3 separate regions of the Homo sapiens genome follow, and regions 1 and 3 are each linked to region 2. Evidence: chromatin loops called from intact Hi-C (ENCODE). Cell type or tissue: OCI-LY7. All regions are shown on one strand. Links, peaks and the distances in the headings refer to the core of each region. The heading gives the core; the rest is flanking DNA.

Region 1 (10,055 bases), core at 2,016-7,015, 600 kb after region 2:
ACATCGAAGTATATCTTATGATGTAAATAGAAAACACTACAGGTTAGCCAACAGGCTACCTTAAGGACAGGAAACACGTATCTGCACATTAAAGATTTACACGAAGATCAGAATAAATTTTACAACCAAACTTTCTGTGCTATTAAGTTGTGCTACCAAGAGTTACTACAATTAACCTACTTCAGACTGATTAAAAGGAAGGCTCCTATAATTCATGTTGTAATGCCTTCATTATGAGACAGGGGAAAATAATTTGGAGTCCAAAAAGCCATAGTTATATTATAAGAGGAAAATTCTCCTTATTCTACATATACCATTTTAAGAATTTCAACATTCAGCACTTGGTAGAGAACTTGAAGTAATAATTTTTCTAACAGCATAAAGGAACATGCTACTTCAGTGTCATTTTTCAGGAAATACGAAATAGTTTTTCTTACTCTTCAGTCTCAAATTGTTTTAAAGAATAATCTGATTAACATCTTGCGATACGGTCATAGGAAGAATTAAAGGGTCTGAAAAAACCATCAGTCACAAAGAAATGGGTCAAAGGACTAGAAATACTTATTAATTTTTAAGTCAATAATTTGCCAAATGACCATGTGCAAGGCACTGCGCAAAACAAATACATTGAATGTCTGGTAAAGAAAATTTTTAGGTATAAATTAATCAGAACTGGGAAAGACATATTTGGTTTAGTTCTATTACAGAGAACAGCAAACGAAGAATTTCATTATAAGATCATCTTTCCTGTTTGTTTAGCCTACTATTTCACAGTGTAACATTTCTGGTTTTTCTACTGGTGTCTTCTAATTGGAAGACAGGTGAACCATCCTTCATAAGGTACACAGCAATGTTTCTCTAAGGCTCACATTTAGGAGGCTTTAGCATTCAATCACACTGGTCTTCTATAAATAATAGGCATCATTCACCCAGCTCATTTCTCTGATGCTACCTACCATCACAGAATAAATCACTGACTATATCAAAGGTCTCCAGGTTGGCAGTTGGTGAGGTAGTCAAGTTATTCATTACGCATACTTCCCTCTCAGAGTTCTCAGAGTTCTCCCAATCAGAACTCTCCTCCTCTTAAGCTTACTTATCCAAGAAATCAAATAGAATGAAAGAAACCATTAGGTTCAAGAATTATAATGATAATGTTGTTAAAATACCCACTCCTTGAACAAATATGTGAATGGAGGAAAAACTTAAGCACTTAATCATTATTCACCTGTGCTAAGTGGGAGTGGTGAGGGAGCAGAAGTGTGAGAAGGGAGGGTCTTATCAGTTTCATAGAGTACCTTCCCTATCCTGTCCACCTATACAAATTGCATTTATCATCAAGGCACAAGGCCCAGCTCCCCCAAAGCACCAGCAGTGATTTCTTGCTCGCTAGCACTTCCCCAGGATTTACAGATGGTAACATTCGTTTGGCAGTTTCATCAGATATCATCTTGTATTGTTATTTGATTTGTGTGCTTTTTGTGTGCCAGATGGGGCTATAAAAATTTCAGGGCAATATCCTGAGTCACAGTTGTAGGGTTTTTTTCCCCCACAGTGACTAGCACAATATCTTGCACAGAAAGTATTAAATAAATTACTTGTGAAATGAATAAACTTAACAGCAAGTAGTCACAGTTGTTTTGTGCTTTCATGCAGCACAAGGAGGAAGAAGCAACCAAGATACATAAATTAGGGACTTTTTGAAAAAGGCTTAGGCCAATAATGCACTAAGTTCCATAAAATGTTTTGGAATTATCTTAAACTCACACCTGTCACAGCTGCTTTCATGTAGCAAATAATCTTCCAGTAAGAACACTGATCTTTATTTCAGTAACTGAAAACTACTTTTCAGCCTGGGTCCAAAAGTATCACCAGACTCCCTAACATTATAAAGGGGAAGAAGCAACCAAGATACTTGTATTAGGAACTTTTCTTGTGTGTTTTTAAGCTTTTTGCCAATAAATGCACTGAGTGCCATAAAAGGTTCTGCAAATTCTCTTAAAACTCACACATGTCAAAGCTACTGGATCGTATTTAACATGTTACTGTTTGCTCCATATTTTGAAATTCACAGCACATGCATTTTAAGAACATCCCACCTTGGAACACCCTTGTACATTTTGAATAAAGAATAGAATCAGCTCATGTCAGGCCATGAGGTCTTATCTCTCATCTACATAAACGTTGAGCTTCAACGGATATCCTATTTTTACATTCGTTAAACTTAAATCTTGTGTTAAAAAGGGAATTAACTGAGGAGGCTGCCACAGGTGTCATCTTAAATCTTGACTGTGTAAACTGGCCCTTCACTATCTTAAGTTCAGCATGGAGGGGAAAGTTCAGTGACCAGACGTTTCTTCCACAATGCAGATACCCCGAGCCTCTCAGAGCGGACCCCCAGCACGTGTGCGGACAGCAACTCGGCCGGGACTTGCGCGGCTACTTACAGGGTCACTTTAGTGGTCACTGTCGACCTGCCCACGCCGAAATGGTTCCTGGGCTTCAAGCCGTCGGCGTCAGAAGCTCCAGGCGCTCCGGCCGCTCTGCCCAGCTCTCTGCTTCGACCTCCCTCTGCCCGGCCGTTGAAGTGGTTGGGGAGCGGGCCCCTCTTGTGCTCGGGCTTGATCTCCGGCAGCAGCGAGCTGCTCTTGACCGGGAGCTCGCGGGGGATGGCCCGCGCCGCCTCCTCCCCGCTCTCGGCCGCAGTGCCCTTGGTGACTGGGCTGGGATCGGGCACCCTCTTGGGTGGGGACTCCTTGGCGGGAGCCCGGGGGCCGCTGGCGGGCGGGGCGGGCACGGCCTCGAGGGCACGGCTCCTGCCCTTCCTCTTCGTGGGGGACGAAGCCGGGGGTGGCTGTTTGCTCCGGTCCGACTCCCCTCGGAGCTGCCCTTTGGTACCGGGGCTGGGCTTGGACTCTGGGCTCGCAGCGGAGGCAACGCCCCCGTCGAGGGCTGCCCGCGGAGATTTCACTTTCTTTTCCGCCGAGGCGTTATCGCTGGCCGCGTTTGGCGCCACCTCGTCGTCGAACACCGCGTCGTCCCTGGCAGCGCTCTCAGGGAGCTCGGCGTCCGCGCCGGGGGAGTCGGTGGATTTCTGCGACCCCCTCCGCCTCCCCGACCTACGGCCGCTGGACCTCTTCTCCATGTCGTCCCAGTCACCGCAATCTTCCGCTCTGGGAGTAATCACGACCGGCTCGTCCACTTGTGCCCCCTCAGTCTTACTCAAGTAGATGTCCAAAGTTAGCACCTTAGCAGGGTGGGCGTGACCCTTGGGGCGGGCTGTGCAGTCTGCCTGCGCGGAGCTGGCCGTGTGCGCTGCGCCCTCGGCCGGAGGCTCACCTGGCAAATCAGACGCGCCCTTGGGGGGCTGGCTGCGGGCGTTGCGGGGCCCCAGGGAGCCTTCTTCGGCACACACACTGGGGGCTCCGTTAGGGGCCTCGCCTAGTCCTCCCGCGGGCCGCTCCTGGGTGGGCGACCCTGGCGCACCCCTCACACCCAGGAAAGCCTCCTGTTCGTGGCCAGCACCTGGTGAAGCGTCCTCCCCCGGACTGCGGGCGGGCGTCTCTGCGTTCTCTTGCCTGGAGGAATTTCCCGGCGAGGAATGCAGCTGCTTGGCAGTGGTGGTGGCATCTGGGAAAGGCTCTCCCTCTGCCTCCAGAGGTTCTAATTGGGGTGAATCATTTTCATGGCACTGCTGCACAGCCACAGCCGCTGCACTGCTGCTCCAGCGAGGTGACAGCTCGGCGTCAGGGGGGGCTGCGGGGCCACCGCTCTCGGGGAGCTCGCCCTCTGCCTCTCGGGGATTCTCCCGCGGGGAGCCCTCCTCGCTTGTGTCCGTTTGCTTCAGTTGGCTGCTCTGAGATCTGCTCCTCTCACTCTCTCTCTCTGGGAGCTTAGGAGAGGCTACCACATCTTTGGGAGAGAGTGGTTTGGCATTTGATCTGGTGGGACTCTCTAACCCGTTTCTACTGTTTCTTCTCCTTCCTGCAGTGAATAGAGTGCCAAGTTTCCCCAAAACTGGCTTCCTTCTGTTGTCTTCTGGAGGTTGTGCTCTGGACTGAAAAATAAAAGGGATGAGGAGGGAACATATGAGAATCTGGTGTTTTTCCCCTTAGACGTACATTACAGAACCACCAGCCAAAATGATAACAGACCAGAGTTTCTAATTGAAAATGATAAAGTTATGTTTATGTTACATTCATTCCAACAAAATAAACTCTGGTTTTACTTTTGAATTTTGCTTAAACACCTTAAGTTTCTGGCAGTAGTCAGAATAGCATTTTCTTTGAATTATAATTCTTGTTTTTTAAAGGAAAATTTGAACGGTCCAAATAATCACATATACAAAATAAATAGTTCCTTGCCCTCTCTAGGTTTTTTACCTTCTTCCTCAATAAAGATGCAATTTATAAACAGCCGTGCATGTGACCATGGGGCAGCAGTAAACACACTAAAGTATCCTAAGGCGGACTTTTTCCCGAAACACCGCCCATTCTTTTTGTAGGAGGGAAGGAGGACGAAGAAAAAAAACCAGTCCTAGCAGCCTTCTCCTCCAGAACAGTAAGAAGCCACCTGGGTTCAACATCTAGTACTTGCAACATGAAAACCTTAAGCAAGCTCGGAGGAAGCAAGCACCTGGGCCCCGCCTTAGCCGGAGCTCCAATGGGAGGAGCGCGCGAGCGTTCAAACACCCGAGTGATCCCGCGGCTGCAGAGCGCATCGGAAAGGCTTTTGCCTGTGGGAGTTCCTACCATGTGAACACGGAGGAGTGCGTGGGGGTAGCGGGCGAGGTTGCAGGGGTGACCGCCTTTGCTCACCGCCCCCTAGAGCCGAGGAGGTGTGGCTGAAGGATGCGCTTGGGACTCTGCCTACTCCGCCCCGGGACCCGTTCCTCGCCACACGTGTGGTTCCGGGGTCGCACGGCTGGAGCCCCAGGGGCCGGCCCACCTATGCGAGGGTGCCGGGCCGCCTGCGAATGATCCGCAGCGCTCCCAGGAAGGGGGAAAACCTGGGCTTCTTATATCTCCTGGAGCAAAACGGCTAGCATCCAGTGCCCGCGCCAGAAGGCGGGAGGGAGCGCAGAACAAACCAATAAAAGCAAACCCGCCAATGGGCGCGGTGGCGCTCCGGGGTTTGCCAGAGTGGGGACTGGGTAGGTGCGGGGCATAGAGGTGGGCAGGAAGAGGAGGAGGCGAGCCTGGGAAAGCGGGGGAGCAGGGGCGGCGAGCCCAGCCTGGCTCCTAGGAGAGGGAAGTGTATTTGCGTAAGGACTCCTCTGAAACCAGGCCAAACGTGCGGCTACTGTATTTCTTAAGAATCAACTTTTAAACATTCAAAACCTAGGTGCTAGCTTGAGTCCTGGCGACGCAGGAAAGAGCCCCACCTTTCCTGGAAAAGGAACATTCAGGACAGTACCGACTACGGGGAGGTTCCCCAATCACCCTTTGAAGCTCCATTGCGTTTGAGTTACATGCAGCAAATGGACTTTGGCGATGGGAAATAGGAAAGATAACGCATGAAATTAACAGGTCAACAAGCATTTGTTGAGACAGTCCTGGTACTGTAACATAGTGTCACCCCGCTACAGCCCAGTAAGGTCATGCTGTTACCACACAGATGAGGAAAGGAAGCTCAGCCAGCCTATAAAGAGACACAAAATTGGGGTGGGGGGGAGAGGCGGTCAGAGCAGTAAAGTCAGAATTCAAATCCAAGTCGCCTCCTGCCCACCCCATGCTCCTTCCATTCAGCCACAGGGGCCCCTTTCAGAGGCCGCGGAGGTTCTGCCGCCACCCGAGAACCACAGTCGGCCCAGAGGAACAGACTACGGGTCACCCACCCCCCAGAGTCAGCTCCCGGGGAAGTGCGCATGAATCAGATTTGCTCTCAAGGTTCTAAGACTCTCCTGGTCTTAGAAGCGCCTGGTGGGCGCTTTGGGACTAGACAGCTGCTGCTGCTGCGATGAACCAATGGTGCAGCCGCTCGGAGCTCTTGTACCCGACGTCATACGATTTTAAAATCTAACCAGATTTTGATTAATCCGATTCTTCAATGGTTATATAAATAATATAGGAAGAATTCGAAGTATGATTTAAGGGAAAAAATTAAAATATTGTAACTTCCTAAGGAAACATTTGGATTATTTTACAAGTCAAAGGTATGACATGATTTTTAAATCATAATACATGTTTACTGAGCTATCCTTATGGGTCAGGCCCTTGTGATTCACACACTTTCATTTTATCTTCCCAACAGCTAGGTAGGTAGTCTTTTTTTAGTGCCCGTTTGTCCAAGGTCCCACCACAGGTAAAGTCTGACTCTGACATAGAGCTCTGTGTCTCTGCTGTCTGGACAGGCCTTCAAACGTATCTTGAAGTAGTAGCCAGGGAAAATAGGTTTGAGTCTTGGCTTAATTCCATTCCCTGTCAAAATAAACCAACTAAGTATATGTATTACTCTGTCCTGCCAATGATGTTGCAATCTGCTTTTCCCATGCAGCAGACGCTTGATCAGCAAGCAGTCCTCTCTATGCTTAGTATAGGCATTAAAACAATTTTTTTTTTTTTTTTTTTGGCTATTAGATGCTTTTTACAAAACTGGTTGCTTGCTCTTCAACTTGGCTCAACTACTTGACTCCTCCCCCCCTCAGAGGGGCAGCCTGTTTATCACCAGCCAGACTGCTGAATTTCCTAAAAATACATGAATGTTCATAGTGGCTTCATTCATTCATAATAGCTAAAAACTGGAAACAGCTCAAAGTCACCGGACATGGCTTGTGAACAGATAAACAAATTGTGGTACATCTACACAGCAGAGTATTATTCAGCAATAAAAAAGGAACAGACTTCTGAAACATGTAAGGATATGGATGCTAAATGCTTTTGCAGACTCCAAATGTTACATACTGTATGGTTACATTTATATGACATTCTAGACAGTGCAAATCTAATCTATAATGATAGAAAGTAGGTCGGTGGTTGCCTGAGGGTGGGGTCAGTGGGTGGTAAGTGGTGGTGGTGCAACAGGGAAGAGGCACAAAGGAACGTTGAGGGTTAAAGTTCTATATCTTGATTGTGGTGATGGTTACACATGAGTACTTATCTTTCAAAACTCATCAAACTGTACATTTAAGATGGGTATATATAAATGAAGTTAAGATACAATCTCTTTAAAACAGAGTTTTCCCCCTGGGAAATAAAGAATAGAAATGCACTGTGTGGCACAATCCATCTGTCTTGGGTGCACATTTCACAGGGTCTCACTGTATTGACCAGCCTGGTGTGCAGTGGCACGATCACAGCTCACTGCAGCCTCAACCTCCTAGGCTCAAGTGATCCTTCCACCTCAGCTTCCCAAGTAGCTGAGACTATAGGCATGTGCCACCATGCCCAGCTAATTTTTAACTTTTTTGTAGAGAGTTTCACCATGTTGCCCAGGCTGGTATCAAAGTCTTGGGCTTAAGTGATCCTTCTGCCTCAGCCTTCCAAAGCGCTGGGATGATAGATGTGAGCCACCGTACCCAGCCACGTTATGCAGTTCTTAATGAGGGATCTCGTGTCATTTCAAATGATAGACTCGTTGACAGGGGAATGCAGTCTTCTCCCACGGGACCAGGTCCCTGTGGATATCCAAGATCATATCTCCAAACAGGATCATCTGAGCAGGGCTCAGAATGCCCCATACCTCCTGAGTAAAGTCCTCAGTCACATCTTTGAGGAACACCCCTTCCTAAATGCGATACGTATTTCTTTTCAACCAGGAATTGTTTCTTTCCATTGTTCAGGGGGAAACTAAGGCAAATGGAGACAAAAAACTAGCTGGCCTGGGAGTTGTCAGAGAGGGACCTTCTTAGGTTTGAGCCTTTGGGTCTGGGGTCTTAAACCTAGGATGGGAAGCCACAGACCCACCACCTTTCCAGGCTTGATGATAATTTGCTAGGAAGGGGAGTGTTTTGCAAAGAGGCCATGAGTGACCATCAAGTTTCTTCATGCTTCCTCAGATTCCTCTGCCCCTGACTTTCCCACAGGCCTGGGCAGGGTCCTGAGGGTTCCCAGGCTGGGTGTTCTCAGAGCACATGCAATCCTGGGTCCTCCTTTGTATTTACCTTTTTACTGTGTATTTTCTGCCCACCTTACTTAAGGCAGCCTGCACACCTTACAGTGCAGAACCTGCACTTGGCACCCTTCCATCATCCATGTCCAACTGGGACGGAGCAGTCCACAACAGGACTATTGTAGAGGTGGCACATGGGTTGTGTGCTACGACCTGCTTTAGAGTGTTCTTGTTGGCTAATATGAAATGTGGCTCATTAGGGGCACATGTAACCATCCACGAGATCATATTCCAGCAGCGTGTAGAGGCCCAGGCAGCACTAGCTGCAGTGCTGTTAGGTGATTCTCAACCTTCGTGGTGTGGCAGCGCCTACTATATATACTACTATATATTCCTACTATTACCACTTAGTAAATGTTACCTTGTAACATTTGCTACCCATTAGTTAAGGAGATAATGTAAATGGTAGAGTTTTTTTGAAACTGTTCTGGTTCTGAAGCTGGCCGAATCATGAATTTTTCTTTTTTTCCTTGCTTAAATAAATTCTGCTAAATTTGACTATCTAAGGGTTTTTCCTTTTTATAGTAACTATGGGAACAAAACTAAGTTTTTAAATTTTAATACAATTATGGGTCATTGACATTTGTTTTATGTTTATAATCTGTTTATATCTTTAAGAAATCTAGACTGGGTGCAGTGGCTCACACCTGTAATCCCAGCATTTTGGGAGGCCGAGGTGGGTGGATCACCTGAGGTCAGGAGTTCGAGACCAGCCTGGCCAATGTGGTGAAACCCCGTCTCTACTAAAAATACAAAAATTAGCTGGGCATGGTGGTGGTTGCTTGTAATCCCAGCTACTCAGGAGGCTGAAGCAGAAGAATTGCTTCAATCCAGGAGGCGGAGGTTGCAGTGAACTGAGATCACATCATTGTACTCCAGCCTGGCTGACGAGCGAAACTCCATCTCAAAAAAAAAAAAAAAAAAAAAAAAAGTGACAAGAAATCTAATAACATTTTGAGTAAAGTGATGTTTCTTATAAAAAATAAATAAATAAGTTTTCCTATGTTTCCCACCTTTTCATTCCCCAGTGAATGTAAGCTCCTTGAGAACAGGAAAAATGTTCTGTTGCCTTTCCAACAGCTAGCATGGGGGACTGACAGCTAGAGGTGGACATAAAGTATTTGCTGCTACTAAAGAATTAGTAACATCCCTCCTGCCTTTCAAAAAAGGAGTTGTCAATGCTCTTGGAGACAACTAGAAACATTGTTCTAAACAAATCAGAATGAAAATCTTATCTGCCTAAAACTTAGTGTGGTCAAGACTTGGCAGCTTTATTCTGCCAGAGTGAGGATTCCACGTGTTGATGGAGCTACCGGTGCACAGGTTTACTGCAGCCTCTCAGCCCAAATCTGACTCAGGAAAGTGGAACAAAATCTTGTTACATGTACTCACCTGTGCATCCTTCTAAAATGTGGTCATCAATGTACAAAAGTAACTTTTTTTTTTAAACACGTGTGATTCCCTAAGAGCTCTCACTTTGTTGATTTCTGAAAGATACCTTAGCTTTTCAATTCAGCCACATGGGAATGAGTCAACTGGATATTACTGTAAATGATAGGATTGGCCATGTTACTTGTTCACAACATATGCATATGTGTGTTTGTGCTAGTGAGCAACTTTTTTTCCTGAGCAGTTTTTTTGTAAAAAAAAAAAAATAGCATGAGTTGTGTGGCTTAAAAATATAGGAATTTGAGCTACTTTACACTTCAACTTTAAAAGTTAAAATAGGGGTTAGAAAATTCTGTTCAATAGAAGCAAGAAAGACTTTAGACTCGTGACAGCTAACTAAAGAACGAAGATGGGGAATGGGGAAGGGGGAGAAAAAGGAGAAACACACACAGAAAAACAAGGCCAGGCATGGTGGTTCACGCCTGTAATCCCAGCACTTTGGGGAGCTGAGGCCAGCGGATCACTTAAGGTCAGGAGTTCAAGACCAGACTGGCCAA
Region 2 (10,258 bases), core at 2,715-7,714:
CACCACACTCCACAGCATACAGTAATTTTTTTAAAATTGGTCAATTGCTAGAGCAGTATGTGTCTCCTTTTTCATTTCTAATGAGCTCTGATTGGCTGGGAAGCCAGCCAACACTTGCTCCCTGCTTCCTGCCTGCCCCTGCAGCTGTGTGATCAGTTGGGGAAGGCCTAAGTACAGGCCCTTGGGCACCCCTCTGGGTGCTGGGGCCCTAGTGGCTACAGTGCCTCTAGCCAGCAGCGTGGGCTCAGAATGAGTTGCCGTTCAGATTGGCATTTGTTTTCTCAAGGGCTTGAAATTGAGAGTGGGACTGCAGCAGTTTTCACTCTCCCTCATGTTTCTTTTTGCAGAATCCTATTGTGCAAACCAGATATTCAACAAAAATCAGATCCTGATGGCTGTACTGGGTGCTTACAATCTCAAGCTGCTATAAATTATTAAATAGTTCTCCTACACATAAGGAAAATGTCCAGCACAAATTGTCTGTAACTTTTCATTTGAAACCTCATTTTTTTCATGTTGGGTCATGGTATATCACTTACCTGCTCCACATTCCAATAAAGATAGTTGTTGGCCGGGCGTGGTGGCTCACGTCTATAATTCTAGCACTTTGGGAGGCTGAGGCGGTCGGATCACAAGGTTAGGAGATCGAGACCATCCTGGCCAAGATGGTGAAACCCGGTCTGTACTAAAAATACAAAAATTAGCTGGGCGTGGTGGCACATGCCTGTAATTCCAGCTACTCAGGAGGCTGAGGCAGGAGAATCGCTTGAACCAGGGAGTCGGAGGTTGCAGTGAGCTGAGATCGCGCCACTGCACTCCAGCCTGGGCGACAGAGCGAGACTCCGTCTCAAAAAAAAAAAAAAAAAAAAGATAGTTGTTTATTTTTTCAGCACACAGGGGTTAACCATTGAGGCATGTCTTTCTGTAGGTCCTATTTAATATAGTACTACCTCTCACGCCCCTGTTTTTCACCCTCTTACTTTTCTGTTGTGAGTATTCACAGAATCTGGATCTGCCAGCTACTTCTGTTTGAAGTTGAAGACTTGGCGAAATTATACATCCAGCAGGCAAGAAATAAAGTGGAAATGTCTCACAAGTAACAGTGAAATCTGTTGCGTTGTTTTAAGTCTTTACTGAAAAAAAGTCCTACTAAATATTGTCTTGCCAACTATAAATATATTTTAGCAATGATAAAAGCCTTTAGAGTAACAGTTATCTGAAACCTAATGTCTGTCTGTCTGCCACTCTTAATTATATATATTTACATTTTATATCCCAATCTTCTTTTATATCCCATTTTATATAACGCAATTTTCCATTTGAGTTTTTACATTTAGTGTCTCAGTGTTTTATATGGTCAAGTAGCCAGTTTTCCCCCTGCTACATTTTACTCAGGTACAAATGAAAATGAGTTGACTAGATCGATGGCAGCAGCTCTAATTTGAAATCTTGAAAAATGCATTTTTTATTAAGCAATTTCAAATTGAGCAGACCTCTAAAAACCAGGTTGTTATTTTTCCGGGTCTTTACACACACATCCGTATGAACCATGAACTGTTACTGCACTTTCAAAACTATTATGTCTTGAAGTTTCCAAAATTATATACAACTATTCCAATACATTTTTCACCTTTATGCGTTATTTTCCTTCTCCATATAAAAAAGAAAACCACATAGAAAACCATTTGAAGGAAGGTGATTTCCTTTCTTGGATAGCAATGACTTCTATTTCTATTAATAACTTATTTGAAACAAGCCACTTACTTTGTTAAGTAGATAGATCCATTTATGCAAATATAAGATACATACTTTTACAATAATATTCAAGGTCCGTTTGAGTTTCCTGAAAGTTGTTTTGAAAAGTCAGCTATATCAGTTCAATTATTGTATTTGACAGAAATCTTTTGTTTCAAGCAATATGAACAGAGAAATGTTAATTTCTATCTCTATTGTCTTATTATTTAATTTCTCCTTAAAAACCTGAGTTGTCACTGTGAAAGATTGGTTAAATATATATCCCCTCACTACACACGTTTCATCTAGTCCTCTTTCCAAAAATTTAACAAGGTCGTTTTACATTCTTAAAGCACCACAGCAAAGTGATTTAAATGCAAAATGTGCTTAAGTGCTACTTAACTATTCCTAACTCTTCTACTGGGAAATCCTAGAAAACTGAACTAATGAAATGCAACTTCTACTTTAAAAATTCTAATTATAACTGTCACATTAAATTGAAGGTGAGAATAAAACTGGTGTATCTGTTAACTAAGTCAAGCGATGTACTGTGTCGTACGTGTTATTTAATGTGCAAGTGTAAAAGTCAAGTTCTCTGCAGAAATCGAAGTGCCTCCCCTCAGTCTTCTGCGAATGTATAAATTAACCATTCTCCCCCAAGCAGTCCTCCTCCCTTCCTCCCTCCGCCCTATTTTAAATGTAGATAGGGCGACCTAAGTCTTTTGAATTTGAAGGGCTGCTATCTCGGCCCCATTCTTTTCATCATCCTGTTTTCAATGACACTGAGCACGTATAGATTCTTCTATAAAAGCACCCCCTGGATGCAGGGCTTGGTTCTTCAGGCTGCTTGCTTAATTTTGCATAGCAATTAGTACTGACTTCACTAAACCAGTAATCCAAATACAGCTCGAGAATGTTCCACGTAGTTCCTCAAACTTAACCCTGTGCCTTTTGATTTCAAGCCCGAAGGGGGGGAACTTGCATAATTACTAAATTCCCAATTGGAGTGGTCTGAAGGAGGGTACGGTAAACCCAAACTATACGTTAATTCAAACCCTCGCCGCGACTGGGCAGCAAGGAGCCAACATATGCCTTCTTTTAAAAATCTATTCTACCTATTCACTGACCGCGCAGGGCCGTGCCACATGGTCCTCCCTTGCAGCCAGTCAGCTGTGAGCAGCAGATGGGATCATTTGCATTTTTCTTTTTATACTTTCTTTGATCGGCAAATTAAAGGATTTTTCTTAAATTTACATTCTCATTGTTTGCCTAAAATACAAACGTGGCTAAACTGTTGAATTGGGCTTCCCTGACTCTCACCCAGCACCTCCCCCTCCCCCTACCCAGCCACTGAGACTTGAGAAAATACCCGAGGGGTAGATTTCGTATTTATCAACTGGGAATCTACAGTCCAAGAGTTAGGAGTAGACAGAATCAGCCTTTATTGAGTTGGTGACTCGTGTTTTTCTATTTTAGGCGCTCGGCGCAGACAGCCCGTGGGTTTGTGTTTGTGGGGTGTGTGTCTGTGAGCGCGGGCGCTTCCGAAGCTCTCGCTCCGCAGCCTCACACCCCAGAACTTCGGGTTGCAAGAGCAGATTTTAGCTCTGAGGCTCACAACAGAGGGCGGCCACCGTGCAGGGGGAGTGGCCAGAGCCAGCTTTTCCCAGCGCCAGGGTCGCTCTCCCGGGTCCCGCCGGACTCCATGCCGCCCCGCGGGGCCGCAGGAGCCACCCGGGCCCTCGCGCCCCAAGGTCTTTGTGCCGGTGGCGGCGCGGGAAGACCGGCCCCGGGGGCCTGGGCTGCGGCCCAAAGGCCAAAAATGCGGGAGAGGCGTGGGCGCGAGGCGGGACAAGCTCCGCACAGTCGCCGTCCCGCAAGGGGCAAAAAAGTAGAAAAAGCCGTTTGGGGCCAAACTCTCGGGTCTGAGAAACCACGTTTCCGAGGACGAACTCGCGGTGGGAGGACACATGGGGTACAGGGGACATTGTTCGCGGCGCCTGCCCGGCGCGCCGTGGGTGCGCGGCCGCCGCCCCCGCCCCGGGCAGCCAGCGCGGGCCCACGTGGAGCCACTGCGCTGGCCGAGCGCGCCGGGCCGCCTGGGTCCCGGGAGTGCGCGCCCGAGCTCCCCGCCGCGGCCGTTCACGCCCGAGCGCCGCCGCCGCCGGTCCCGCGTGTGCCCCGCTGAGGGGGAGGGGCGGGCCGGGGGTGGGGGCGGAGGGGTTGTGGTTCCACTGCAGCGGGGGCTCCTGTGTCCTTGTGCGGAAATGACACACGGAGTCCCGTCACGTCACGCGAGAGCGCAGCGCACGGACACACACAAAGAGAGGGGAAAATACACGGCGCTCGCCCGCCCGCCGCCCCCAGCGCCTCCCCGGGCCGCCCTGGCCAGGCCCTCCGCGCGCGGCCCCCACTCCCCGGCCCCGCGCCCTCCCCCCCACGTGGCGCCCAAACTCGGCGCGGGCCCGCCCGGCAAAGTACAGAACTCGCGTCCCAGGTAAGTGCGGGGCGGATCAAGCCGGCCGCGCGGCGGCGGCAGCGTTGGCGGCTCCGGGGCGAGCGGCCGGTAGAGTGGCTGCAACATCCATGCCGGGGTGGGGGCGGGAGCAGGGGAGGGGACGCGGAGGGGGGCTGCTCCGAGCGCGCCCGCCGGTAGTAGCGCCCACCCCCGCGCGGGCCGAGCGACCGGAGCGGGCGCCGGGCGCCCACGGGCTCGCCGCGCCCATTGTGCTGCGCGCCCCTTTGTGCCCGCTCGGAACGCGGCGGCTCCATGGCGTTCTGGGGAGCACGCGCGCCGCGCGGGGGCGGGGGGTTCGCGCGGTGGAACCGTCCGCGCCGCCGCCGCCGCCCGCCCCACTCGCGCCGCGCGCCGGCCCCGCACCCCCGCCGGGCGCCGCGATGGAGCGGCCGGGGCGGCCGGAAGGCTCTGCCGTACTCGCGGCGGCTTGGCGCTCGCGCTCGGCGGGGCTTTGGCGGGGCACTGCTCGGCGTGTGGAAGGGGGTGTCGGAGCGGGAGCAGGGGGCGGGGACTGGAGGGAGATGCCGGGCGGCGAGCGGGAGGCCGGGGGAGCAGCCGCTCGGAGGAACGAAGCCTCCGGAGGCTGCAAATGGAGCGAGGCCGGCCCGCGGCGGCGGCGGCCGGGAGCGGAGAGGGATGGGCCCCGCCGCCAGGGGGCGCAGCGCTCCCTTCCCGGCCGTTCCACGGCGGTTCGCGGTTCCCGCTGCCCAGGAGCTGGAGGCGGGCCCGGCGCCTTGGGTGTGCACCCGGGCTGGCGCGAGGCCTGGCCGGCCGGCCGCAAAGCTGAAGCCTGGGGCGCTCGCCGCTCCTCGTGAGCGCTCCTTTCCTTCTCTATGATAAACGTGATTTCCCACGCATGCTTTGCCCTTGCCTCATCCGTGAGCTGTGCACCACCGATTTGGAGGCCCTTGTGTGCTTGTTTACCTACGTCTCCCTATGTAGCTATTTTAAACAAGGTGTTTTTACAGAGATAAAAGTTTTATTGATTGCTCAGGTGGTCTTTCTGGAAGAATTCTGCACGTAAACGCTAACTCGACAAGAGTGCCGGGAGGAACAAGGTTACTCACTAGAGTTGGAAATGTGCAGTTCATCTCCTTAAAGTAACTTTTGAATGGTTGAATACAAATAGTAAACATGCCACAGGGCAGCGTGGCATAGTGCCAGAAAGCTACGGTTGCAGGAAACTGAGGTAAGGAACTGAGTCCTTCAGGTAGCCAGGTATATAAACGGCTGGGATGGAGGACTTTCTCTTGTTACCCGCTCCCCACTTCCACCCTTGCAGTCCGTTTTTCTCTCTTTTTTTTTTAAACCATTCATCCCTAGATATTGGCTTTATACTACCATACAAGAGCCTGTCAAGCTTTCCTCGGTACTGGGACTTGGGCAAGATTTTTTATCTCCCTCACAGTTTCACATCCCCAGCCTCTAACCCGGTGTCTCATAACTTAGTAGGCGTTCAGTGCGTATTTCCTAAATGAATGGAGAGAGCCTCTTGGATTCTAGAGGAAAGATGGAGCCAGAGCGCCAGTTGCTGCTGCTGGGTTAGCTGGTGTCTGTGTGGCCCTTGAAATCTGTCACATCAACCTCCTGTCATGGAACATGAGTTTTTTTTTTGTTTTTTTTTTTTTTTTGAGACGGAGTCTCGCTCTGTCACCCGGGCTGGAGTGCAGTGGCTTGATCTCTGCTCACTGCAACGTCTGCCTCCCGGGTTCAAGCGATTTTCCTGCCTCAGCCTCACGGAGTAGCTGGGATTACAGTCCATGTGCCACCATGCCTTGCTAATGTTTGTATTTGTAGTAGAGACGGAGTTTCACCATGTTGCCCAGGCTGGTTTCCGGACCTCAGGTGATCTGCCTGCCTGGCCTCCCAAAGTGTTGGGATCACAGGCATGAGCCACCGTGCTTTTTTTTTTTAGACAGAGTCTCGCTCTATCACCAGGCTGTAGTGCAGTGGCGTGATCTCTTCTCGCTGCAACTTCCGCCTCCCAGGTTCAAGGGATTTTCCTGCCACAGCCTCCCGAGTAGCTGGGACTACAGGCGCGTGCCACCACTCCCGGCTAATTTTTTGTATTTTTAATAGAGACGGGCTTTCACCGTGTTAGCCAGGATGGTCTCAATCTCCTGACCTCATGATCCGCTCACCTTGGCCTCCCAAAATGTTGGGATTACAGGCGTGAGCCACCGCGCCCAGCCTTTCTTTTTTTTTTTTTTTTCTTGAGACAGAGTTTTGCTCTTGTTGCCCAGGCTGGATTGCAATGGTCTGATCTTGGCTCACCGCAACCTCTGCCTCCTGGGTTCAAGTGATTCTCCTGCCTCAGCCTCCCAAGTAACTGGGATTATAGGCGCGCGCCACCATGCCCGGCTAGTTTTGTATTTTTAGTAGAGAGGGGATTTCTGCATGTTGGTCAGGCTGGTCTCGAACTCCCGACCTCAGGTCATTCGCCAGCTTCGGCCTCCCAAAGTGCTGGGATTACAGACGTGTACCACCACGCCCAGCGTTTTTTTTTGTTGTTGTTGATACCAGAGATGCCATCTTCTTGCTGAAGAACTAATATAATGGGAAAGTTTTATGTGATTCCGCCTACCTTCTCCATGCCCAGCAAGACGATAGGCTGGTTAGGAACTGGCAGATGAGACAGTCAGCATCCCAACAATCTATTAACAGGTGCCATATTGACACATTTTCTTTACATCCTCTCCCTGTGGGTTCTTTCTTGGCTCCTAAGCACCCCTGTGTGAGCAGAAGCATAGCAGAATGTCCAATAATTACAAAGAGAAAAATTGGAGTGAGCCCTGACACAGGTTTGATTAGGTGAAAATGTAATATCCTATATTAATGTCTCACCTGCTACTTTTTAGCGCTGCCTAGAAAGTCCCTGGAAACAATGAGAAGGAAAACAGCATGTTTATATGAATTGTATTGACACCATGATGAAAAGTTTAAAGACCTCAAATTGTATAATGTAGAAGCATAGAGTATGAAGGTCGCTAGCCAACCAGCAAAAATGATTTGGTGTTTGTATATGGGAGGCTGGGATGTAGTGTTTTTTTCCTGGTGCTTAATTTTTTTTTTTTTTTTTTTTTTTTTGAAACGGAGTCTCACTCTGGTGCCCAGGCTGGAGTGCAGTGGCGCGATCTCGGCCCACTGCAACATCCATCTCCTGGGTTCAAGTGATTCTCCTGCCTCAGCCTCCCAAGTAACTGGGATTACAGGTGCGTGGCACCACACCCATCTAATTTTTGTATTTTTAGTAGAGATGGGGTTTCACCTTATTGGCCAGGTTGGTCTTGAACTCCTGACCTCAAGTGATCCACCGGCCTCAGCCTCCCAAAGTGTTAGGATTACAGGTGTAAGCCATCGCGCCTGGCCTGGTGCTTAATTTTGGTGTTAAGTGATAGGTTTTGGTTGCTAACCTAATTGTATTGTTCCCATCATTGGCTAAGGTAAGCTTGGGGAATTAATTGTAGAATTACTCTTTGGAATGGGAAACCTATTCTGTATCTTTTTAGGGGTGTTTATAGGGATGTGTATGTGTTATCTCTCTCTTTTTTTTTTTCTGAGATGCAGTCTCACTCTGTCACCCAGGCTAGAATGCAGTGGCACAATCTCGGCTCAGTGCATCCTACGCCTCCTGGGTTCAAGTGATTCTCCTGCCTCACCCTCCCGAGTAACTGGGATCACAGGCATGCACTACCATACCCGGCTAATTTTTGTATTTTTAGTAGAGACGGGGTTTCACCATGTTGGCCAGGCTGGTCTCAAACTCCTGACCTTAGGTGATCTGCCCACCTCGGCCTCCCGAAGTGCTGAGATTACAGGCGTGAGCCACCACGCCTAGCCTACATGTGTTATCTTTCATAGAATGATACACTCCTAGAGAGTCAATTTTACTCTGGGAATTTTTGAGACAGGGTCTTTCTCTTTCACCCAACCTGGAGTGCAGTGGCACAGTCTAGGCCCATTGCAACCACTGACTCCCGGGCTCAAGCGATCCTCCCACCTCAGCCTCTCAAGTAGCTGGGCCTACAAGTATGCGCCACCACACCTGGCTAATTTTTTATATTTTTAGTAGATACGGGGTTTCACCATGTTGGCCAGGCTGGTCTCGAACTCCTGAGCTCAAGTGATCTACTTGTGTCGGCCTCCCAAAGTGCTGGGATTGCAGGTGTGAGCCACTGCCTGACCGGGATAAATTTTTAAAATGAAACTTAAATGACTGGGTGCAGTGGCTCACACCTGTAGTCCCAGCATTTTGGGAGGCCGAGGTGGGTGGATCACCTGAAGCCAGGAGTTGCAGACCAGCCTGGCCAACATCGCGAAACCTCGTATCTACTAAAAATACAAAAATTAGCCAGGTATGGTGGTGGGTAATCCCAGCTACTCGGGAGGCTGAAGCGGGAGAATCGCTTGAACCTGGGAGGAGGAGGCTGCAGTGAGCCAAGATCGTGCCACACTGCACTCCAGCCTGGGTGACAGAGCAAGACTCTGTCTCAAAAAGAAAAAGAAAGTCACACACAAAAAAATGTGCTAAAAACTGATTTTTTTGGTGCTTTGTATCACCTTGCTCTGACAGTCTCTTTCCTTCTCCAAATTTGATAATGCTCTTCTTCTGCTTCTGATACGTCAGTATTTCTTGCAACATCATTGTTTCAACCCAGAGCTCTTGTGGTTTCTGGGATTAGCTGCCACAAGTTCCCCACACATGTCAAACTAAGAGCTCTCCATGCCAGTATCAGCCCTCAGAGTGTTAAACAGGAGAGGGGCTGTTTTAAGAGTGGCAGTGAATGCTTGGCATGTTAGTCTGTGAATTTTGTATGAAAACCACTTTTACAAACTATTGTTTTAGAGCTGAAGTTTTCTCAGCAGGTCACCTGATACCATGCTCTCCCTCCAGTTTTTGTAAGACAGAGTCTGGCTGTGTTGACCAGGTTGATCTTGAACTCCTAGGCTCAAGCAATGCTTCCGCCTGAGCCTCTTGAGTAGCTGGGACTATGGGTGCACACCACTGTGCCCAGCTTCCTTTTTTTTTTTTTTTTTTGAGTCAGGGTCTCACTCTGTCACCCAGGATGGAGTGCAGTGGCACGATCACAGCTCACTGCAGCTTCAACCTCCTGGGCTCAAACGATCCTCCCACTTCAGCCTCCCAGGTGGCTGGAACTACAGGCCTGTGCCACCATGCCTGGCTGATTTTTTTGAGACGGAGTTTTGCCCTTGTTGCCCAGGCTGGAGTGCAATGGCATGATCCCGGCTCACTGCAACCACCGCCTCCCAGGTTCAAGCAATTCTCCTGCCTCAGCCTCCTGAGTAGCTGGGATTTCAGGTGTCCGCCACTACGCCTGGCTAATTTTTGTATTTTTAGTAGAGACGCGGTTTCTCCATGTTTGCCAGGCTGGTCTCGAACTCCTGACTGCAAGTGATCCGTCCGCCTCAGCCTCCCAAAGTGCTGGGGCTACAGGCGTGAGCGACCGTGCCGGCAATTTTTTTGTATTTTTTATAGAGATGGGGATTCACTGTATTGCCCAGGCTGGTCTCAAACTCCTGGAGTCAAGTGTTCCAACCTGTCTTTGGCTGAGATTACAGGTGTAAGCCACTATGCCTGCCCCACCTCGATTTTTTTTTTTTTTTTGAGACAGAGTCTTGCTCTGTCACCCAGGCTGGAGTGCAACGGCACTATCTCAGCTCATTGGACCCTCCATCTCCCAGGTTCAAGGATTCTCTTGCCTCAGCCTCCTAAATAGCTGGGATTACAGGCCCGTGCCACCATACCCAGCTAATTTTTGTATTTTTAGTAGAGACGGGGTTTTGTCATGTTGGCCAGGCTGGTCTCTCAACCTCAGGTGATCTTCCCACCTCGGCCTCCCAAAGTGATGGGATTACAGGCATGAGCCACCACGCCCAGACCGCCCCCCGCCCCCACCAATTTTTAATCCAAGTTGAAACGTGTATTTAAAGTCAGCCCTCTTGGCTGGATGTGGTGGCTCATACCTGTAATCCCAGCACCTTAGGAGG
Region 3 (9,772 bases), core at 2,678-7,677, 130 kb after region 2:
GAAGTGCAGTGGTGTGATCTTGCCTCACTGCAGCCTCGACCTTAGAAGTGTATTCTAAGAAAATAACCAGAAATAAAAGCAAAACATGTGTATAACAGTGTTTCTTATGAGATTATTTACAATAAGAGCAACTGTCCAAATAGAATATTGTATAGTCATTATGAAGTGTTTTTAGAAAACATGTAATGACCAATAAAAATACAGTAAAACCTGGCAAAAACTTTTTCCTAAGATAATGCAAATTCAGTTTGGCTACCATCCTCACCAGATCCCCTTCGCTAATGGGGTGCACTAAAGAAAGCTCTTATCTTCTAGGATGTGGGGAATGCAGAAAGAGGACAAGGCGAGTCGGGGAAAACAGAAATCCCTTCTAGAAAGCAAGGAAGCAAGGAGTTCTGCCCCAGGGTTCTCCTAGCTCCAAGAGATTACAAGCCTTGCCACTGCGGTCCTGGAGGTCCTGTCAACCCCGAACCCAGAATCACCTCCACTGATAGGTGGTGGAGATAAATGCCACCAGGGGCCTCAAACTGGAGCCAGGACCTGGTTGGATCTGGACATTGCAGAAATTCTGGCTGACCACCTGCATAAGCCAACCCAGATATTTCGTTAACTTTGTAGGAATGTGACCATGAATTTTGTGATTAATTTTTTAAATGTTTTCTATTATGTAAAAAAAAAAAAGCAAGATAGAAAACTTTATGGGCCTGCCTTGGTGGCTCATGTCTGTAAGCTCAGTACTTTGGGGGGCCAAGGCAGGCAGATCGCTCAGATCGCTTGAGCTCAGGAGTTCAAGACCAGCCTGAGCAACACGGTGAAACCCTGTCTCTACAAACAAACCAACAAACAAAAAAAATTAGCTGGGTGCGGTAGTGTGCACCTGTAGTCCCAGCTACCTGGGGGGCTGAGGCAGGAGGATAGCTTGAACCCAGGAGGCTGAGGCTGCGGTGAGCTGAGATCACACCACTGCACTTCAGCCTGGGTGACAAAGTGAGACCCTGTCTCAAAAAAATAAAATAAAATAATAAATAAATAAGAAAACTTCACGTACATTTGCTCCTACTTCAGCAAAACAAATAAACAAGCAAACTCTCTTTCTCTACATATATGTGAAAAGAATATATTTTAAAATGTTATTAGTGATTGCCTCTGATTAGTGGGCTATGGGTAATTTTATTTTTTAAAAATTTATCCTTATTTATTTATTTATTTCACTCGAGATGGGGGTCTTGCTATGTTGCCCAGGCTGGTCTTGAACCCCTGGGCTTAAAAAATCCTCCCACCTTGGCATCCCAAAGTGTTAGAATTACAGGCATAAGCTACCACCCCCGACCTGGCTATGGGTAATTTTAATATTTTTATTTTAATATTTTTATTATGCTTTTCTGCATTTTCCAAAAAAAATTTTTTTTTCTTTTTCTGTCGAGACAGGGTCTCTCTCTGTCACCCAGGCTGGAGTCCAAGCAAGCTGGAGTGCTGTGGCACAATCATGGCTCACTGCAGCCTCGACATCCTGTGCTCAAGTGATCCTCCTGCCTCAGCCTCCCAACTACAGGCATGTGGGACCAACCCAGCTATTTTTAAAATTTTTTCGTAGAGATAGGGCCTCCTTATGTTGCCCAGGCTGGTCTTGAACTCCCAGGCTCAAGAAGTCCTCCTGCCTTGGCCCCACAAAGTGCTGGGATTACAGGTGCAAGCCACCACACCCAGCCCAAATTTTTCTATACTGCACGTGTATTACTTTTATAATATGAACAAGAAAAAATATACAAAAGAACATTGAAGGCTGGGCATGGTGGCTTACGCCTGTAATCCCAGCACTTTAGGAGGCAGAGGCAGGTCGATCACCTGAGGTCAGGAGTTCGAGACCAGCCTGGCCAACATGGCGAAACCCTGTCTCTACTAAAAATACAAAAAAATTAGTCGGGTGTGGTGGCAGGTGCCTGTAGTCCCAGCTACTTGGGAGGCTGAGGCAGGAGAATTGCTTGAACCTGGGAGGCAGAGGTTGCAGTGAGCTGAGATGGTGCCATTGCACTCCAGCCTGGGAGGCAGAGGTTGCAGTGAGCTGAGATGGTGCCATTGCACTCCAGCCTGGGAGGCAGAGGTTGCAGTGAGCTGAGATGGTGCCATTGCACTCCAGCCTGGGAGGCAGAGGTTGCAGTGAGCTGAGATGGTGCCATTGCACTCCAGCCTGGGAGGCAGAGGTTGCAGTGAGCTGAGATGGTGCCATTGCACTCCAGCCTGGGAGACAGAGCGAGACACCTCAAACAACAACAACAACAACAACAAAGAATATTGAGAGAAAGTTTTTTCTTTTTTAAAAGTGGAGACAGGGTCTTGCTATATTCCCAAGGCTGGTCTCAAACTCCTGGCTTCCAGTGCTCCTCCTTGCCTTGGCCTCCCAAAGCGCTGGGATTAGAGGCGTGAGTCACCATGCCTGGCCAAGTTGTTTCTTTTTTAACTCTGAGATCTACATACAAATATATGGTTCACAACAGAGAAGTCCTTATTCAACCGAGCTAATTAAATTCATATGTTCTCCTTTTATTGGCTGACTATTACAGAATACTTTTTCCTCAGAGTGACATCTTAAAACTATATTGAATAAGATGTCAGCCAGCATCTGCTTTAGATATTATTGAGTGGAATCTTGGAAAAAGTATGTTAACAGATTTAGAAAGGATTTCACGAAGTCTGAAAATGTGATCCCTGTTTCAAGTTCAATGTAACATTTCATTAAGTATACCATTGTGAGGCTGGGCGCGGTGGCTCACGCCTGTAATCCCAGCACTTTGGGAGGCCGAGGCGGGCAGATCATGAGGTCAGGCGTTCGAGACCATCCTGGCTAACACGGTGAAACCTCGTCTCTACTAAAAATACAAAAAAAATTAGCCAGGTGTGATGGTGGCACACGCCTGTAGTCCCAGCTACTCGGTAGGCTGAGGCAGGAGAATTGCTTGAACCTGGGAGGCGGAGGTTGCAGTGACCTGAGATCGCACCCCGCACTCCAACCTGGATGACAGAGCGAGACTCCATCTCAAAAAAAAAAAAAAAAGTATATGGGTATAAAATATACATATACTTTTCCACTCTTCCAATTTCATTATTTCCCAGCAAAGAATCATTCAGGATCTGCCTGCAAATGGCAAATGATGTAGCACTTTTGTGGTCTGAAGACTCTTTTCTAGGAGGTAGAAGTGGGATTTCGCTTCTGCTAGAACTTAATTACCCCAATTAGGCCTGGACTCTGCCTCCTGCACAGGGGTGGAAGGGGGCTCTTAGAAAGGTCCTACTTATGGGATGAGCCCACCCAGCTCAGGCCATTCTCTGAGGCAAACTCTGCCCACCGGAGGCTTTCCTCCCCCATAGCCTTTATAACTTGAGGCTCCGGAAGGAAGAACAAAATGTGGAAACTGATGCGATGCCAAGCGATTTCTCATGATTTTTTCTGCAGCTGGGTTCTTCATTTTTCTTCACTTTTACTGAAACATTTTTTGTGTGTGCCATCTGGACTGAGAGAATTTGGTCTCACAGTTGTCATAGATGGATGAATTGAGGCAAAATCAAATTTCTGCTTGAGAACTTGCCAGTGATGGGAGGAGGGCTCCTGATGAGGAGGAGGGTGATTCTGAGGCCTTGGGGGCTGGAGAGAGTTCCTTTGCACATATTTGCTTTGTGGGAGTTGGGTAGGTAAAGGCCACAGAGTATATTGACTTATTAACTTATTTAAATTACTTTATTTGTGAATGAGTGATGGTACAAGCTAACGTGATGAAAAATGCATCTCATTCTCGTGTGCCCTGGCCACCCAGTTTCTCTTCTCAGTGGCCAAGACAATTTCTTGTGTATCTCTTTGGAAATACTTTCTCTGTCAGGTTTTTGTTTTTTATTCTTAAAATTTATTATTTATTTATTTTTTGAGACAGGGTCTCGTTCTTTGCCCAGGCCAGAGTGCAGTGGTACCACCTTAGCTCATTGCAGCCTCAAACTCCTGGGCTCAAGTAATCCTTCTGCCTCAGCCGCCCAAAGTGCTGGGATTACAAGTGTGAGCCACCCCCGGCCAGTTTTGGTTTTTTAAACACAAAGTACCATGCTGTACACACAGTTATGTATCTTGCTTTTTTCACTTAAGAATTTATCTTGGATTTTCCCCTGTAGGATAGATTATGTTCCTTTACTCTTTTTAATGACTTCATAATATTTCATGATATGACAGTGCTGCAACAAATCCCTGAACATACATTATTCTGCATTTGTAGAAATTTATCTGTAGGTTAAATTCTTTTTTTTTTTTTGTCACCCAGGCTGGAGTGCAGTGGCATGATCTCGGTCCACTGCAACCTCTGCCTCCTGGGTTCAAGCAATTCTCCTGTCTCAGCCTCCCAAGTAGCTGGGATTACAGGCATGTGCCACCATGCCTGGCTAATTTTTGTATTTTTAGTAGAGACAACGTTTCACCATGTTGGCCAGGCTGGTCTCAAACTCCTGACCTCAGGCGATCTGCCCGCCTCGGCCTCCCAAAGTGCTAGGATTACAGGCATGAGCCACTGCGCTCGGCCAGGTTAAATTCTTAAAATAAGGAGAATGTGCATTTTTAATACTGAGAGATGTCAAATTCCTTTCCATAATCCCATCAGCATCGACGAGAAAGACTTTTCTTGCATCCTTGCCAATACAAGGGAGACACCAAATTTAAATTCTGGCAAAAGAGATTAAGAGTTGCTTCTTTCTTTTATTTCAAACACCACAGGATGCTTAGAGGTAAGCATCCTATTATTCAATTTGCATCTGAAAACAGTCACAATTCTTTCTCTTTACATTTGTTTTCTGGTCTCAATGAGGGTTAAGAGAATTTGAGTGACTCTACAGGGGGAAAAAGGAAGTAACAGTCAAAGAAAATCATCGTGGTTTATTAGCTTTATAAGGATTCCAAAATGCAGGGCTTTTTACATTCAGCACGAGTTGTTTTTGTTTTCCTGACAGTGAGCGCGTAAGGTCCCAGTGGCCAGCAGGGGGCAGCACGTCCACACAGAGAGTCCGGCTGGGACGCCACCAGCTGATTGAACATGCTGCAGCTACTGGACCTAGGACCTCATCAGTCAGAAATGCAAACTCACTTTGGTACCTTCACTGCCTTCTCATGATTGGCAGTGAAGAACAAAGCTCCACTGAAAGACCCGGATAAATGGAAATATTCCATTTATGCCAACCAAGTGCAGGGTGGCACAGAATTAAGAGGGAAAAGAGGGCCGGGCGCGGTGGCTCACACCCAAATCCCAGCATTTTGGGAGGCCAAGGCGGGCAGATCACAAGGTGAGGAGTTCCAGACCAGCCTGACCAACATGGTGAAACCCCGTCTCTACTAAAAATACAAAAATTAGCCGGGCGTAGTGGCGCGCGCCTGTAGTCCCAGCTACTCAGGAGGCTGAGGCAGGAGAATCACTTGAACCTGGAAGGCGAAGGTTGCAATGAGCCGAGATCACGCCACTGCACTACAGCCTGGGCGACAGAGTGAGACTCCATCTCAAAAAAAAAGAGTATTATGAACACAACTAAGAATTGCATCATGTTGTAGAACAGAATTTATATTAAATATTTGATTATTCCAGCCACTATTTGTGCTATAAAGCACAGATGGAACACCTTTATTGGATTCACATTATATTTCATACCTATTTTGCCAAAAGTGCTAAAAATGTCAAATAATTAACCCCTGTGTCTTCTGTTCCTCTAGAAACAGGATTTACTATTTTATCTTAAAAAGCAAATTAACCTGTTTCCTTAATATTAGTCCATTCAACCAGCAAGGACTGATTGCATGCCAGGTGCAGTGGATATTGGGTAGGCAAGACATAGTCTCTCGGGAGGCTAAGACAGGAGAATGGCTTGAACCAGGGAAGTGAAGGTTGCAATGAGCCACTGCACTCCGTCCTGAGTGACGGAGTGAGGCCCTGTCTACAAAAAAAAAAAAAAAAAAAGAGAAAGTGGTGGTGCAGGATTCAAATCCATATTTGACCCCAGAATCCACTATGTGCTATGCCAGTCTGGTCTCAGGTCTGCCCTTAGAAATTGTAGGCATTTTCCGGGCACGGTGGCTCATGCATGCAATCCCAGCACTTTGGGAGACTGAGGCGGGCGGATCACCTGAGGCCAGGAGTTCGAGACCAGCCTGGTCAACATGGTGAAACCCTGTCTCTACTAAAAAAATATAAAAATTAGCCAGGCATGGTGGCAGGCACCTGTAATCCCAGCTACTTGGGAGGCTGAGGCAGGAGAATCGCTTGAACCTGGGAGGCAGAGGTTGCAGTGAGCCGAGATCGTGCCATTGCACTCCAGCCTGGGAAACAAGAGCAAGACTTCGTCTCCAAAAAAAAAAAAAAAAGAAAAGAAATTGTAAGCATTGCTCCTCCCTCAGTATTCTCAGAAGAGAACCAGCATCAAATGAGGGAGTTTTTCATACTATCTCATGAAAGCTATGAAAACTGAAAGTTATAACTTTCCACACATACATCAATTTATGCAATCAATCTGTTTCAAAATCATTCTATACCACACTTTCTCTATAAAATGGAAATTGGCCATGTGTCTCAACAAAAAGTTCAGGATAACTGGTAAGAGTCTCAATTTGTTAGTGGCGTGAGTTATTATTGGCTAAGGTTTTTTTTTTTTTTTTTGAGACAGAGTCTTGCTCTGTCATCCAGGCTGGAGTGCAGTGGCACGATCTTGGGTCACTGCAACCTCCGCCTTCTGGGTTCAAGCGATTCTCCTGCCTCAGCCTCCCGAGTAGCTGGGACTACAGGCGTGTGCCACCATGCCCAGGTAATTTTTTGTATTTTTAGTAGAGACGGGGTTTCATCATGTTAGCCAGGATGGTCTCGATCTCCTGACCATGTGATCTGCCTGCCTCGGCCTCCCAAAGTGCTGGGATTATAGGCGTGAGCCACTGCACCCAGCCGTGGCTCAGGTTTTATTAGCAAACAAACTATGAAAAACCAGGAGAAGTGGATAAAGAATAGGAAGAAAGAATCACAAGCCAAAAGAACTGCAAAGGAAAAATCAGGCAGTTTTCTTGAGTTTCTAGCTGTACAGGAAAAGGGTAGGGTGGAGACCTGTAAAGAGAAGTATCTTACCTGTGTTGGGCCTCCAGTTGTCAAAGTCCTGGGCAACACCCCCGGTAGGATGCCCAGGGGGAACTCCTGGGCAGAGGTGAAGGGCTTTGCTACGTGAATTATCCAGTCTCATTAGCTGGTGATGAAATGGTTCACAAAGCACAGATTCTGAGTGCCTTGCCAGTTTTGGGAATTATTTGGAGACTGATATTCTTTCACGTATCACACAGTGGCAGAGAAGGTAATTACCTTCTGGTTGCTGGCACCTTCAGTGGAAGAGCAAATATTAAGTGAGAGCTACTACTCTGAGGCAGGCAGTATTCTAACACTTATATATACAATAACTCTTTAATAACTAATTAGTAATGATGTTATTATCTCCATTTTATAGATGAAGGAACTGAGGCTTTTTGTCTCCAGCAAAATTAGCAGAGCCACGGTTTGAACTCTGGCAGTCTGTCTTTAGAGGCTGTCTTATCCTAGGAATACCACCAGTTAGTTCAACAAGCAGCTTGTGGAGGACATAGTATGTTCCTTGCCTTGGAACCCGGCACTCCTGAGTCACAAACAGTCCATTTTTTTCACCCGGAAAAGGAATGGAGAAGCTGGGCCAGACTATTTCTTTTTTCTTTTTTTTTTGAGACAGAGTTTTGCTCTTGTTGCCCAGGCTGGAATGCAATGGCCTGATCTCTGCTCACTGCAACCTCCACCTCTCAGGTTCAAGCTATTCTCCTGCCTCAGCCTCCCAAGTAGCTGGGATTACAGGTATGAGCAACCATGCATGGCTAATTTTGGATTTTTAGTAGAGACTAAATTTTAGTAGAGACTAGATTTTAGGTTTCACCATGTTGGTCAGGTTGGTCTGGAACTCCTGACCTCAGGTGATCAGCCCTCCTCAGCCTCCTAAAGTGCTGGGATTATAGGTGTGAGCCACCACGCCCGGCCAAAGTATTTCTATATAATGTGGTACACTGTTAAACAGGAAAGTCCACTGGTGCTCGACAGAAATTCTTGTGTTCCCAAGCACATCTTAAACGTGCTTGGAAAGTTACTGAGCTAAAGTGACTGACCTTGAAGGCACAAACCAATTCAGTCACTATTCAGTCAACAAACCTACTGCAGATTTCATTGTCACTTTGCTTCCCTGAAACTTACTTTGTTTTAATGAGACTGCCACGCAAAAGTGAAATTTAGACAAATTTAGAATCTTACTACTCTGTGGTTTACTTTAAAGACCGAAAAATGCTTGGGCTAAACCTTAAATAAAAGTATTAAGTCTTGCAATTAAAAATTGAACCAAAAATACTAACGAGAGTGTTCTGCAAAACTGAAATTTAAACAAATTTACAACCATACTAGGTTTGGTCTCTGCTGTTTGCTTTAAAGACTGAAAAACACTTGGGCTAAACCTTCAATAAAAAGATTAAGTCTTGCAATTAAAATTTAAACTCAAAATACTCCACCAGTAAAATTACTTCAACTTTTGTTGTATGCTTGAAAGTTTTCACAATAAGATGGATAGGAAAAAAGTATTCCACCAAAATCTAAAGAGTGATGACGAATCTCCTCTTTGTGCCGGTTCATTAAATTGCCTAATGGCAACTACGGATAAGTAAATGCCTTTATCTCGAACGGTTCTGCTCTTTAAACGAATGACGGGCAACAGAGACCGAAAAAGTGTATCCCCAGGAATTCGAGAGGGACGGTGAATTGTAGTGGGACCGCCAGGAGGGGAGGTTCCTGCCCCCGAGTAGAACCTGGGAGCAGAGCCGCTCGGGGAGGGCGGTGGGGGCTTCAGGGCCGCGGAGGGGGTCCCCTCAGGGTGGGCCGTCTCCTCCTCGCCCGCCGCAGGCAGGAGCGCGGGGGACCGAAACCCTGTAGTTTGCAGCGTCAGGCAGCGGGTCTGCGCCCAGCGAGCGGCTCCCCAGCTCCTGGGAAGATGCGGACCCGGGACGCCCCCGTGAGCTCACTGCGCCTGGCTGACACGAGGCGCTCACAGAACAAAGCAAGGGCTTCGGGGAGGGCGCGGCCGCGGGGCCGAGCGCGCAGATCGCTCCGGACCCGGACACCGCCTGCGAGGAGCGCCGACCAGCCGGGAAGGGTTCGCGCTAGGCGGCGCCCGGGTCCCGTCGGCCAGGGTGAGCGTCCGGCCCGCGTCCGCGCCACGCCCGCCGCGTTCCCCTTTCCTCTGCGGCGGGCCGAGAGATAACCCTGCCCGAGGGGTCCCGGCGCCCGCCCCCCACGCGGTCGCACTGGAATTCGCAGCCCCTCTCGGGTCCCCGGGGCGCATTTTGCAGTCTGAGTGGCAATGCACTTGCTCCAGGACAGGCGGCTACCCCGCCGCAGCGGAGGCGCGGACTTTTCTTTTGGGGGGTAAGATGGCAGGTCCCGGGAAACAAAGGAAACTTGGGCCCGGCCCCCAGCGCGGCGTGTGTGGCTCGCGTGTGTGCCCCGGGTCCTGTGCCGGAGGCGCTGGGCGCCTGTGCCAGCCTGCCCGCAGCCCGCAGCCGGCGCGGGGATACCAGCCGGGTACCAGCAGCCGGCGGCGCCCGCCCACCTGCAGCGGCGCCCGCCCGGGGGGCTCCCGGCCCGCGAGGGCCGGAGCGGCGGTGGCAGTGGCGGCGGCGGCGGGGGCGCTGGGGAACCCGGAGCGGGGCGGGGAAGGC

What was found. A loop is a pair of places that touch in the nucleus more often than their neighbours do. Peaks named below come from ENCODE experiments on the same cell type or tissue, not always from the same donor. Only the 100,000 strongest peaks of a DNase experiment are listed, where the experiment ranks them.
Region 1: it touches region 2 in a loop (7-fold over the local background); 3 of 110 quality-filtered maps call a loop at or near these places.
Region 3: it touches region 2 in a loop (3-fold over the local background); 2 of 110 quality-filtered maps call a loop at or near these places.

Annotation. Positions count from the first base shown.
Region 1 is chr6:106,505,432-106,515,486 of GRCh38, reverse strand. It overlaps CRYBG1 (crystallin beta-gamma domain containing 1), which reads right to left. Exons shown (of 22, transcript NM_001371242.2): 3 at 2,448-4,057. Among named protein-coding and RNA genes, the nearest start is that of RTN4IP1, 120 kb to the left of the region's middle. RefSeq lists a silencer at 2,663-2,932 and enhancers at 3,053-3,212, 3,223-3,292, 3,344-4,302, 5,225-5,284, 5,030-5,635 and 1 more. In OCI-LY7, for the core only: CTCF peaks have their summits at 3,021, 4,629, 4,829 (motif pointing left) and 6,012; DNase peaks (open chromatin) are centred at 3,006, 3,286, 4,756, 5,916 and 4 weaker places; H3K4me3 peaks cover 4,310 bases; H3K27ac peaks cover 4,423 bases.
Region 2 is chr6:107,109,060-107,119,317 of GRCh38, reverse strand. It overlaps BEND3 (BEN domain containing 3), which reads left to right and starts at 3,803. Exons shown (of 4, transcript NM_001367314.1): 1 at 3,803-4,228. RefSeq lists enhancers at 1,788-2,553, 2,554-3,317 and silencers at 3,910-3,959, 4,000-4,049, 4,180-5,089. In OCI-LY7, for the core only: CTCF peaks have their summits at 4,716 and 4,918 (motif pointing right); DNase peaks (open chromatin) are centred at 2,957, 3,797, 4,267, 4,897 and 2 weaker places; H3K4me3 peaks cover 3,397 bases; H3K27ac peaks cover 3,515 bases.
Region 3 is chr6:106,974,841-106,984,612 of GRCh38, reverse strand. It overlaps a transcript of CD24 not described here. Among named protein-coding and RNA genes, the nearest start is that of CD24, 5.0 kb to the right of the region's middle. RefSeq lists silencers at 9,123-9,342, 9,383-9,532. In OCI-LY7, for the core only: CTCF peaks have their summits at 4,809 and 5,012 (motif pointing right); a DNase peak (open chromatin) is centred at 5,032.